2 separate regions of the Mus musculus genome follow, and region 2 is linked to region 1. A link is a contact called in ENCODE POLR2A ChIA-PET data. All regions are on one chromosome and are shown on one strand. Each heading gives the region's core, a stretch centred on a gene start or an enhancer-like site at or near the end of the contact. The rest is flanking DNA. Distances are from core to core; before and after follow the strand shown. Region 1 holds the start of Srsf7 (serine and arginine-rich splicing factor 7). Region 2 holds the start of Galm (galactose mutarotase).

Region 1 (6,281 bases), core at 1,392-3,891:
CTGCGCAGAGAAACCCTGTCTCAAAAAACCAAACCAAACAAAACAAAAAAATTGATGTAAAAAGATTATGAATACTCTGCCTTCCTTTTTTTGTTGTTCTAAATTCAAAGATAGGGTTTTTCCTATGCAGATCATAGGATTATAATACTATAATACTATGTAACCCAGGCTGGCCTCTAATTATTTTCCTGTCTTAGCCATAACCCCCAACTTTAATGTGGTAATAGCCAAGATTTTTTTTTAGATTTATTTATTTATTTATTTATTTATTTATTATATGTAAGTACACTGTAGCTGTCTTCAGACACTCCAGAAGAGGGAGTCATATCTCAGGATCGGATGGTTGTGAGCCACCATGTGGTTGCTGGGATTTGAACTCCTGACCTTCGGAAGAGCAGTCGGGTGCTCTTACCCACTGAGCCATCTCACCAGCCCCCAATAGCCAAGATTTAACAACTGTGGCATAATAATAATCACTCAATAGCTTATATTAGCAAATGTTAGAATATGTGTTGACCCAAGTAGATTCATTTAAACTCAAATCTAGAGGCTGGGCATGGTGGCATACACATTTAATCCCAGCACTCAAGAGACAGAGGCAGGTGGGTCTCTCTGAGTTCCAGGCTAGCCTGGTGTACCGAGAGAATTCCAAGATAGCTAGGGCTACTCAGAAAGACTCCAATCTTGAAAAACAAACAAACAAAATCCCAAACAAACAAAAAAGTGGAATTAGACTTTATAGAATTGCTATTCCTTCAGAGAGAATACAAATGTTTATAATTATTGCTCAATGCCTTTCAGAGAGAAGCAGATTAGAAGAATATTTCTCTAGCATGAAAAAAAGCTCTGGGTTGTATACATAGTGAATCTGTGGGAGGCCTGGACTGCAGAAGTTCCTGTGGCAAGCAAACACAGGAAGATTGAGGCAGAACAATATACTGTGTAGTAAGACTGAGGCAGAACAATATACTTCACTGTGTAGAGTTTCTATTTTCTTGCCAGAGATTTTTGTTGAGACACTATAATTTTAAATATTTGAAAATCAACATACATATAAATTAGTAGTACTTAAGAGTCTTTGCTTTTAAAAAGGGGGGGAGGGGCTAGAGATATGGCTCAGCAGTTAAGAGCACTGACTGCTCTTCCAGAGGTCCTGAGTTCAATTCCCAGCAACCACATGGTGACTCACAACCATCTATAAGGTATCTGATGCCCTCTTCTGGTGTGTCTGAAGACAGCCACGGTGTACTCGTATAAATAACAAATGAATCTTTTTTTTTTTTTTAAAAGAGTCTCATGCTTTATTGACCAAGAAGGACTCCTTTAGAGAAAGCACTCCACACCTGAATCCACACACAGCAAATGAAAACGGAGATGAAATACACGTACCTAGGAACTTCCTCTTTTATGTGTAAAATTTCCAACCCTTGAGTATTCCAAGTAGTTACGATGTAATGTTTTTTGTTTTTTGTTTTTTGTTTTTTTTGGTTTGTTTGTTTTTTGCTGGTTGATAAAAAGAACTTGGGCTGGTGAGATGGCTCAGTGGGTAAGAACACTGACTGCTCTTCCTAAGGTCATCCCTGAGTTCAAATGATGAGTTCAAATCCCTGCAACCATATGGTGGCTCACAACCACCGGTAATGAGATCTGACTCCCTCTTCTGGAGTGTCTGAAGTCAGCTACAGTGTACTCACATATAATAAATAAATAAATCTTAAAAAAAAAAGAACTTAGCTCTCTTTTTAGAGTTGAATTTTGGCAAATGCAGAATTCAAAGGCAGATTTTAAGCAACTCAGGGAGACTGATACGTATTGAGTGGCTGAGCTGTAAGGTTTTAAGTAAAAATTCACACACAACTTTTAAAAAATCCAAAGCACTAGAAGGGAAAAATAAATTTGTGCTTCAGATGCAAGAATTGTCTCGGCTCAGTATGCTTGCAAACTTTTACAGTTTTGCCACAACTTTAACATTGCCAGAACCCCTTCTCCACAACCCTATCCCTTTGTTTCAGCAAACCCCCAAGTACTCAGATCAAACTAACAAATTAGTGACTCAGTGCAAAAAGGAGAGGTATTATGCAGACTCCCCGGGGGAAGTCATCCCTTTTGAGGCCCGTGATGCAATAACCATTAGACATAACTGTGGAGTAAGGGTTATTTTCACACTGGTCTTAGTTTAATTACCTCTGTTGAGCCTTAAAGATCACTGAACACAGACTAGGCCAGGTACCCCAAAGGTGGCGACCGGGACAGCAGCGGTTAAATTTTACGGACTTTCACAGAACGGTCTAGTGTACCTGTACTTAGGTTACGGTCGCTGTCAGTTCCTAGATTAAAATGAAGAGGTAAAAGGGTTGGGAGAGGTTAGGAGGACCCACAGGGTTCAGGAAAGGGGAAGGGGAGGGGAGGGAGCAGGAGACCGCCGGAAGGCCACAGGTTTATGGGCAAGATCCCGGCGTTCCCATGGAAACGTATCCCTCCGCTCCGCTCGCAGAGTCTCGCTCTAAGTTCCCTCCGCCCCGCCTCTAGGCTGTTTCCGCCCAGCTTCTTTGTGCCGCGCAGAACGTTGACACAACGCATGCGCAGAAAAAAAGAATCCCCGCCCGCCGCCTATATAAGCGCGACTCCGGCCTCTTCCTTGTAGTGCCGCCGGGATTGCAGGCAGAGGAGGTTGCGCAGCCGCTTCCGTGCTACTCGCGCTGTGAGCATTCCAAGCTAGAGCCGAGTACACGGGCCGGCCATCATGTCACGCTACGGGCGGTATGGAGGAGGTAAGCGGCCAGGGCCCCAGGGGAGGACGGTGCTGCCCGCCGACCGAGCAGAGCGGGGCCGCAGGGGCGGCGCGGCGGTTAGAGACGGTTATTCCGCGTGCGTAATGGCGGCTCCTGCGCACGCTGTACGAAGCCCGAGGCCGCGGGGGCGGGGAGGAGGAGGGCGAGCGGGACTGGAGGGCATGTGTGCCGCTTAGGGCCCGGGCGCTTGGCGCCTTTTGGTCTCTCCTGGACAGGCCGAAGCCTGGCGGGGTCGCCGTGGTGGCGTTGGCCATTTCTCCGCGCTGCCGCCCGCCTCCACCACCCCACCCCCCGCCCTCGGCGGCGGCGGCGGCTGCCATTTTGAGCACATTGATGACCGTGGTGGCGCATTTCCTCAGCGCTTTCCCGCCACTGGAGCCGGGGAGTGATGATGGGCGTTAAGATTCGGGTTGGGCTGGAGACGGAACGAAACCGGCAGCTGCGAGCTGCGCGTCGTCCAACAATTGGTCGGCATGAGGAGTAGCGCGAGGGGAAGACCGCTGCAAGCGGCGACGGCTTTTTTTCTCTCTCTTTTTTTTTCCTTCGCCGTTTCGAGCGTGGCTTCTGGCTCTGGGGCGGGGACTCGGGTGAGCCTGCGCCTGCTGTGGAAGCCGGGAACTGGCTCGGCCCTGATCCTCGCTGTAGACCTCTCCGCAGGCCGGGCCGCCGGAGCCCGCGCGCTGTTGTGCCCGAGGCTGCGGGGACTCGGGGGGCGGGGCGGGCCCGAGCCGGGCCCCACCTCCACCCCGCACGCCTCAAGTCTACCATGCTCCCGCTGCAGTCTCCCAGGGTTTCCTTCCTATAAGAGCGCCAGAACTTGGTCGCAGGTCTGGCTTTCCAGTCTTTCACGCTGTAAGATTTAGTACTTGGTGAAGACCTCTAAATAAAGGGAGCCAGACCTGGTGGTGCACTAGCTGCCTCAGGGAGGTTGAGGCCTGAGAGTCGTTTGAGCGATGTATAGCTAACATAGTTGTAGGGTGGCTCCGAGTAGATCACTTAGCTGGCTCAGAGTCTCCAAAACAAAACGTGTACGTTGCACAGCTCTTTAAGGATGGTCTGTTTTAAAGAAATGAATTCCCTATCACACGTTGAATAACATTTGTTCTGTTTACATTTTTTAAACAGAAACCAAGGTATATGTTGGTAACCTGGGAACTGGTGCTGGTAAAGGAGAGTTAGAAAGGGCATTCAGTTACTATGGGCCCTTAAGAACTGTGTGGATTGCCAGAAATCCTCCAGGATTCGCCTTTGTGGAATTTGAAGACCCTAGAGATGCAGAGGATGCAGTTCGAGGATTGGATGGGAAGTAAGTGGGTTGTTTTTCAAATTTCTTTAAAATATTCCCTCGGGCTGGATAAGTAATCTCGGTGCTAATCATAGACTCTCTGGGGGTGGACCTTATTTTTGATAGTGTCTCTGGCCTATGTTGACCTGGAACTCACCATATAGCTCCGGTGGTGGTTGGAGCCCTCATTCTGTCAGCCTCTCACATGCCTTACCCTTCAGGCACTGGATAACTTAAGATTTAGGACTAAAGGTGGAATTGGCGGGGTTTTGTAAACAAAAGACTAACCGTGTAGAGAGAATGAGCAGTTGACATTTTTTTAATAAATTAATTTTTATTAGATATTTTCTTTATATACATAGCAGTTGATATTTTTAAATCTAGAAGTCACATGTGTATTCTAACATTAGCATTTTCTTATGTTTTGTAGAGTGATTTGTGGTTCTCGAGTGAGGGTTGAACTATCAACAGGCATGCCTCGGAGATCTCGTTTTGATAGGCCACCTGCCCGTCGTCCCTTTGATCCTAATGATAGATGCTATGAGTGTGGTGAAAAGGGACATTATGCTTATGACTGTCATCGCTATAGCCGACGAAGAAGAAGCAGGTATTTAATTAATGAAGGAATGGTTGGTATTCTAGTTAATCAAAGTAATTCTTTTATTAGCAAGGCAGAAACTAGTGTTTTTCTATAAACTTGAATGTTAATTGTACAGGTGTATTTTACAATTTTTGTTTAATTAAAAATGTTACTATATTAATAATCAACCTGGTCAAAACCTTTCAGGTTTCTTCGTTTGAGTCAGTCGCCTTGATTCAGAATGTCACGAGCCTTATGATATCATGCTGAGGCGCCTTGCAAATCCGACAATTAAGATCCTCCTAGACCTTGAGGTGATCAGCATAAGAGGCCAGATCCCCTCGAGTCATCTACACCTAGCTTCACCTTATTCTTTAAAGGGCAGAAAATTTGAGTCGGTGATCGCCGTAACAGTAAATTTGGCTTACAATTGGGGCCCCCTCCGCTTTAGAAAGAGGAACACCAGATTGACCACATTCCCAACTAGAAAAATCTTCTTGCGTCAATCAAGCCTCATCTGGCTCTTTTGGCTGTCAGTTTGATCGTCGTTAGATTGAAGAAAACATCTAGATGCAGCGATCGGCTATAGATACTTCTAGATCATCTAGATCTACTAGACCTACTACTAGACCATGGGCCAAAGAGGGTCGACCTGCAAACTTGCAAGGTTTATTTTAAATACACATTATGGCGTTTTATATTTTGTAATTCTAAGTTGTAATTCAGCTTTTAACAAATCTTTTTTTAGGTTAGTAAAAAAAAAAAATTTAATAGGCCCAGAGTTTTTCCAAATGAGATACTAAATTTTAAATAGTCTTGAGATTTGATTTCAGCAGAGGTACACAAACACTAAAACTGAGTTATCGTCTAATATGTTGTATTTTTCTAACTTAAAAAATAGGTCACGATCTAGATCCCATTCCCGATCCAGGGGAAGGCGATACTCTCGCTCCCGCAGCAGGAGCCGAGGACGGAGGTGAGAAATTTGTAAAATTCAAATTTTAACAAGTGGGAAAAAGTAAGACAGATGGGCTTAAGAACTTCTTTAAATTTTAGGTCAAGATCAGCATCTCCTCGCCGATCAAGGTCTGTGTCTCTTCGTAGATCAAGATCAGCTTCACTCAGAAGATCTAGGTCTGGTTCTATAATAGGATCGAGGTATTTCCAGTATGTAGCACATTTTTCCTGCTTACTAGTAGATGGATTGTCGTAGCTTTAGTTATCAAGACAGAGTTTCTCTGTGTAGCCCTGGCTGTAGACCAGGCTGGCCTTGAACTCATCCACTTGCCTCTGCCACCTAATCACTGGGATTGAAGGTGAGCGCCACCACTGGATCCTGGCTGGATCGTCTTGTCTTGGTGACACAGTGAAGTATCTTCATTCAAATGGGGTGCTTCAATATTAGGGTGTGCACACCTGTACTCCTAGCACTTAGACTAAATAACTTGGACCTGGGGATTGGAGGACAAAAAAGGTACATGCCCCATCTCAAAACAGATTTTTTAAAAGTAAATTATTTTAGCCAGATAGGATGCTATCTCCATGAAGAGAATTGTGACAAAGCTTGCCATCAAACCTGATAACTTGCTTAAACTTGGAACCAATGTAAAGGGAGGAGAGACCC
Region 2 (6,445 bases), core at 1,554-4,053, 80 kb after region 1:
CGCCTTTTAAAGTAGCTTTTCAGTATTCAAATCACAGCACAGGAATGAAAATGTCCGTCTTCACACAGCACCAAGAAGATTTTAAAAGCTTTGATTGGGTGAAGCCATAGGCTGGCGATGCTCAACCTTCCTAAGGCTGGGACCCTTTAAGATAATCTCTCATGTTATGGTGACCACCCCTCCCCAGCACAAAATTATTCCGTTGCTACTTCATAACTGTAATTTTGCTACTACATTTAATCATAATTTAAATATGTGACATATAGGTTATCTGACATGGAACCCACAAAGGAGTCTAGACTCACAGAGTGAGAGCCACGGCTCCAGGCTCCAGAGCCTTCTCAGTCACCAGGTAGCTCAACAAGAGACCGGCTGGGGCGCTAGTAAAGGCCTAAGAGTTGGCGCCTTTTGTCTAGAGTTTTTGTGAATAGGATAATCTGTTCACTAAGCCTCCAACAGGCACCCGGACGACAATGAATAGCTTCACAATTATTACTTCCGTGCCTGTAAGGAAAACTGGTGCTACCTGGGTGGGATGTCACCTCAGCTCACATTTCATAATGACTTCAAAGACATCTTGAGATTTTAGCTCAGGTCTCCCGGACTCTTACCTCCAAACTGAAAGTGGCCTGGAGTGAGGGTGGTTGGTATGTCTCTGGTCGCTGTAGGGTGGTGGGTTGTGCCCCTCTGCATGCCCAGTGAGGCAGAGACAGATGAAAAGAGCAGGTTCCCACCTGCTACCTCTAATCTCTTCCTGGTTCTGGAGTTCTAGGCCTCATATCAGATTCCCCCTCCACTCCACTGTAAATAATCTCTTGGCGATTTTATTTCAGCCCACAAAGGGGCTATTTTCCTAGCATAGAGGAGTGACTCTGTAGTTTCTAAAACTTTCTCCATCACCTGTCTGAATATAGAATGAGGAGCCAAGTCTCCACACCTTCCCACCAGCCTGTCTCTTATAACAAACAGCCTTCTCAATTAAGTTACCAAAGAAATTCTGCTGGGGGAAAAATAATAATCTTCAGGGCTGTGGAGGCTCCAGGACAACAAAGACATAAAGACAGCCAGCCAAGAAGAGAACATAAAACTCAGCAATCCTCTTATAATGCGTTTTGACAAGATGGGGGGGGGGCACATTAATTGCCTAAGGGACAAGTAAAAAAAAAAAAGTAAATAAGACAGGGTTTTCCTGTTGATCCCAAATGAAGAGCCAGGTTAAACATATGAAGAACCAGTTAGGTAGAAAAGGAACCACAAGGAAAACCTCAAATCCCCTTTTGTGGTACAAAGTTTGTTTACACCCATTACTGAGCAGAGCGAATTCATTCTCTTTCCATTTGCCCATTTTACTTCAGGGTTTGTTTTCTGTCTGGTTACGTGCAATGCTAAGGAATGGCAAGATATAATTTTTTCTCCTGCTGCAAATCAAACCGCAATCCAATGATTTAATTATGTAACTATTGAGCTAAAGTCTGAGCTCCGCGCCCCGCCCTCCCCCCCCCTCCGTAAACTGCAAGTTGAAAATGACCTTTGTCTATCTTGTTGAGTCCACTGCATTAACAGAGCTGTAAATGCATAAATTAAGATAAAACCTATGCGTGGATCAAGATGAAACGGCTGGCTCTTGCTCCAGGACAGCTTAGGCAGAACGAGGCCCTGTCCATTTAAAACAAAACAAAACAAAACAAAACAAAAAAACCCCACAAACACAAACAAAACAGACAAACAAAAACAAAAAGACATGCTGCGAATTGCGCAGCTGATCCTGATGACTATGTCCACGTCTTAGGAGGCCTTATTTCTACCCCTTTCATTGAGAACATGTTTCTGAGCAGATGAAGGACATTGTGCCCTACCTACATTGACCACAACAGCCAAGCAATCTGATGGGTTTACATCAGTCCTAAATTCTAAAGCATTTCTGCTCAAGGAGCCCTCAGAGAAGATTTGACAAGAGAAAGAAGGGAGATAGTAGCAGGCGCCCGTCCGTCTTTGATTTTCATTCCTCAGAAAACCACAAGCGAGGAATACATGCAAACCGCCCTGTGCCCCACAGTTCTAAGCTCATTCCAGGGAGTTGGTCTTTCTCAGCTGACTTCCTCGTGAACAGTGACAAAGTCTGACTAAGGGGGGCCAAGTCCTACAGCTATTTGGATTAGATCCGGTTTTTTTTTCCAACCTCAAAATCCTGTTAAGTGGCTTACATGAGCCCGTTCACGCGCTTCCAAGTAAGACTGCTCCAAGCTTGGGGACCTCAGTCAGGTCCCGTGAGTGACTGGAAGAACCCAGTGTACACAGGATCAGGAGTGTGTGCGGGCCTGTTTGACAGGCCAAACCGTTTAGCAGTCCTGGGCAGGACGCGACCCACCTTCCAATTCCGCAAAGCCAAGCACCACGTCTGAGGCTTTCCCCTGCCTGTCTTTGACCTGCAGAGCAGTGATCGTGCAGCCCCATGAGATGATGTCCACACTCAGCTGGTCTGACCGAAGCTGGAATTTCTCCACTGTCCCTCCCCCCGAGGGCAGCTCTCCAAACACGGTTCTGGTCACCGAAACCATTGGGAAAGTTCAGGGTGTGCAGCTTCTCCTTGCTGTTCAAACTCTAGCCTGGATCACGTTTGGAAAGATAAAGTTCCCGGGAGAAGGGGAGGAACTCAGACTAACTCCTCCCCTTTATTGCCTGGATTTAAACAGTTGACCACTCCTGGGGTCGGGGAAAATGCTCCGATGCCTTTTTAAAATTTTTCCTTTATCCGAGGTAACTGAGAAGCAAACTTTCCAGTTGAGTTTGCTGGTCTTTTCCTTCTCTAACCCTGACTGCAGTGCATGTCGGGAATAGTAGTCTTTAAGAAAATTGCAATTGCATCTTGGGGCATGTAGTTTAAAACGAACCAACTTTATTTTGCGCAGGTGCGCGCGCGTAAGGCATCTTTAGGGGGTCAAAAAAAGTCTCTCTCTCTCCTCTCCTCTTCTCTCTCTCTCTCTCTCTCTCTCTCTCTCTCTCTCTCTCTCTCTCTCTCTCTCTCTCTCTCTCTCTCTCTCTCTCTCTCTCTCCTCTCTCTCTCTCTCTCTCTCTCTCTCTCTCTCTCTCTCTCTCTCTCTTTCTCTCCTTTCCTCCTTTCTGAAAAGGTTCTCTCTTGTCCCTAATGGGCTCTGAAGAAACACATCTGGTGGGCAGGCTTGGAGGCCCGCTCCTTTACCTACTTTTCATCATCTCTTGGGCCATTCTGGTGTGGATTATCTGGGACTAGATTTAAAGAAACTGAAGGTTTGATGGCTAAGTCTGACGTTTCTCCTTTGTTGGCCTAGGATTAGGAAAGTGTTATTAGGATCCTCAGTAAGATCATGAGATTAAAATACCTCAGTCTTTCATTGCTTAATCTACAGCTCTAGATGGATTCTGGCTCTAGGAAGAAGAGGTCTGGGAGCCTAAAGACGTGTATAACTCAGTCTATCTGTATTTCTGGTCTTGATTTAGACACGGTGAGGGTGGAAACGCATCTGTGGTTAGAAAAACAGGAGAACTGAGCTCATGTTCCTGTAATCAAATGCCAATAAACAACTGTCTCACTCGTTTCTGACTGTGAAATATGAAGGAATCTTAAGCATTCATGCTACAAAGCCTCAATTATCCCTCTCGAAATTCGGGAAACTCTGATAGGAAAGAAAAAGAGCTTGCAGCAGGCTTTATTAAAGTACAATATCTAATATCAAAAAGACCCAAACAAGTCAAATTACAGACTGTGCGTCCCCTCACACAATAACCCAAAGGCACTCTTGTACACTGCTCATCACACACTCTTACAGACTCTGCAAGTCTCCTCAGCCCACTTACCGTGTGTGCCTGACTTATACACAGGCCCTTTCAACAACACTGTGCTAGCAACGATGCCTGAGAACCCTCTTCTGTGAGTGGGAAGACCACAGTTTTTATTTCTCAGCCTCCAGTTCTCAGTGTTCTGCCAAGCTCATGCTGCCAAGGGAAGAAAGACACCTTGGGTGGCTAGCACCAAGTGTAACCAGAGACGTTCCTATTGCTTAACTTGGCGCATGAAGTGTACCATATTTCCCTAAGATGTACAGGGTACGGGTCTTGATTTTCTTTCCCTGTGGCTTTGAAGTATTTAGAATGGTAAACAAGACTACCTTGTGTGAGCTGCAAACCTTGCTCCTTTTTTAACCAAACAGTCCATTTTCTTAACCTCACATCATTATTCTACATGCAGAGCCTTAATCGACAGCAGTGTTCATGATCACTGTCTGCAAGGAGGTCAACATCAAAGCAGCAATGGAGGAATGAACCATTGTTAAATACTACCAGCTATTTAATTTTGCTTTTTGGATAAATCCTGGGGGTTAAGTTAAATAGTACAGACTGTGGTGATATTTTTGTAAGAAGAGTTACTTAGCTTCTTTCTCAACCAGAGCAGAGGTGTGTAATACAACCAATTCAAACTCATCCCCAACTAGTTTACAAATAAATTAAGAAGGCTGGGCTGATTCCATGACAGGCTTCAGATTGGCAGTTCAGGACTATGCCTAAGAGCTGGGAAAGTCCAGGCAAGCCCAAGCAAGTCAGTTACCAGAAAACCAAACCAAACCAACCAACCAACCAACCAAACAAACAAACAAAAACCAGGCTTCAGACAGCTAGTTAGAAACTGCCGAGCTATCAGAAGCTGCCCAAGCCACATGGCCCGAGGCAAGGAAAATGGGTCAGCAGCAGTTTCCAGACCCCGTGCCCCATTAATGGTTCTGGAATGTCCCGAGAGATGGACTCAACAGATTAAGATAGAGGTCACTTCCCCTGGAATTCCTCTAAGGTGCAATAGCTCAAGCCTGCAAGCTCACTTCACGGTGTCTCTATTGTGGTAAATCTCCAACCCCAATAAGCCCAAGCAAAAACATAACTCAGTTACAAAATGTATAAGCTGCATGCCTAAATTGGGCAGATTACCACTACACTACTCTATTCCCCAGCTGAGATTCCCTTGCCACTTGTGGCTTCTCTGTGCCATGTGGTTCTGCTCCATCTTCCTTCCACATCCTCTTGCTCTGTCTTCTTCCTCCCTCATCCCTGCTCTTCTCCAACTCTCTAAAACCTCTAGCCCCACCTTTCCCTTCCAGGGACCAATCACAGGCTGTAGCCTTTACTTGACTAGTTAAAACAGGGAGAATGTTCACATGAAATTACCTGAGTATATGATCTCCTCCTCTTAGGGGCAGCCCCTCTTGAGGAAGCAGAGTTAACATTAGAATACAAATAGTACCAGGGCATCCCACAACACTCTATCTTGGTAATGGGAGCCCCCAGCACACTGGACTTAACTTCTGCAGAATAAAACACTTTGTGTTTTATATACTATTATATATAACACTAGTGTTATTTAACAAACACTATTTTTTTTTTTTTTGGTTCTTTTTCGAGACAGGGTTTCTCTGTATAGCCCTGGCTGTCCTCGAACTCAGAAATCCGCCTGCCTCTGCCTCCCGAGTGCTGGGATTAAAGGCGTGCGCCACCACGCCCGGCCTAACAAACACTATTATATATTGTGTTTATGTACTATTTGAGTTGGGATATCATTCTTCAACAAATCAAGGATCCTTACAAAATGAAACTCAGACTGTGGTTATTTTATTTGGTTTTGACAATTTCTGGGGAAAGAGGGGTTTAACCCCTAATCTACTCTTCTAACTGCTGGCCTGGCTACCTCCCCAGCGGTGTACCCCAGGCTGTTTCTCCTGGCCATGTGTTCACGGTCCACCTCCTCTAATGGTGGCTTCCTCTGTCTTCCTTGTTCTTCCTCCTCCAGCCTCACTACCGCTAACTCCTCCAATAATTGCCTGTAGCCAATTTTATTTAACCAATAGTTTAAAATCAAGGAACAAAGTTTGCACAACAAAAGCTTATAAACAGGAGAAGTCACTGGCAGGCCTAGACCTTCAGGTATAGAATTTAGCATTACAATGCATAGCAACAGACCAAACCTTAGCAAAGGTGCCAGGCTGAACAGTTAAAGAATAAGGCTTGAGTCCGGCAGTGGTGGCGCATGCCTTTAATCCCAGCACTTGGGAGGCAGAGGCAGGTGGATTTCTGAGTTCGAGGCCAGCCTGGTCTACAGAGTGAGTTCCAGGACAGCCAGGACTACACAGAGAAACCCTGTCTTGAAAAACAAAAAACAAAAAACAAAACAAAACAAAACAAAAAAAACAAAGAATAAGGCTTGCTCCTTTTCAGTGGGGGCATAGTCCTCTAAACAAGCCAGAGGCCTGAGGATATGTGAGCTCATGGACCCTGGGTTCTTCATGATACAAAAACTTCAGGATGTACTGCACCCAGGACCTCAGCTCCAGAACTCACAAAGGTGACTCTGAAGCCTTAAGCTATTGACAGGCAGCTGCAATAGGAAACTCTTAGTCTATCTGGAAAGACACCGGAGGCGGTA

The links. ChIA-PET counts read pairs that join two places held with the same protein, here RNA polymerase II (POLR2A).
Region 2: POLR2A ChIA-PET joins it to region 1 with 10 read pairs in embryonic stem cell. The contact joins the promoter of Galm here to the promoter of Srsf7 in region 1. POLR2A ChIA-PET finds 5 or more read pairs at or near these places in 3 of 5 experiments (Patski and embryonic stem cell).

The regions. Positions count from the first base shown.
Region 1 is chr17:80,203,665-80,209,945 of GRCm38, reverse strand. Srsf7 (serine and arginine-rich splicing factor 7) reads left to right here and starts at 2,641. Exons shown (of 8, transcript NM_146083.2): 1 at 2,641-2,771; 2 at 3,918-4,098; 3 at 4,508-4,684; 4 at 5,559-5,633; 5 at 5,714-5,824. The coding sequence starts at 2,744. It also overlaps a transcript of Gemin6 not described here.
Region 2 is chr17:80,123,829-80,130,273 of GRCm38, reverse strand. It overlaps Galm (galactose mutarotase), which reads right to left and starts at 2,803. Exons shown (of 7, transcript NM_176963.4): 1 at 2,369-2,803. The coding sequence starts at 2,558.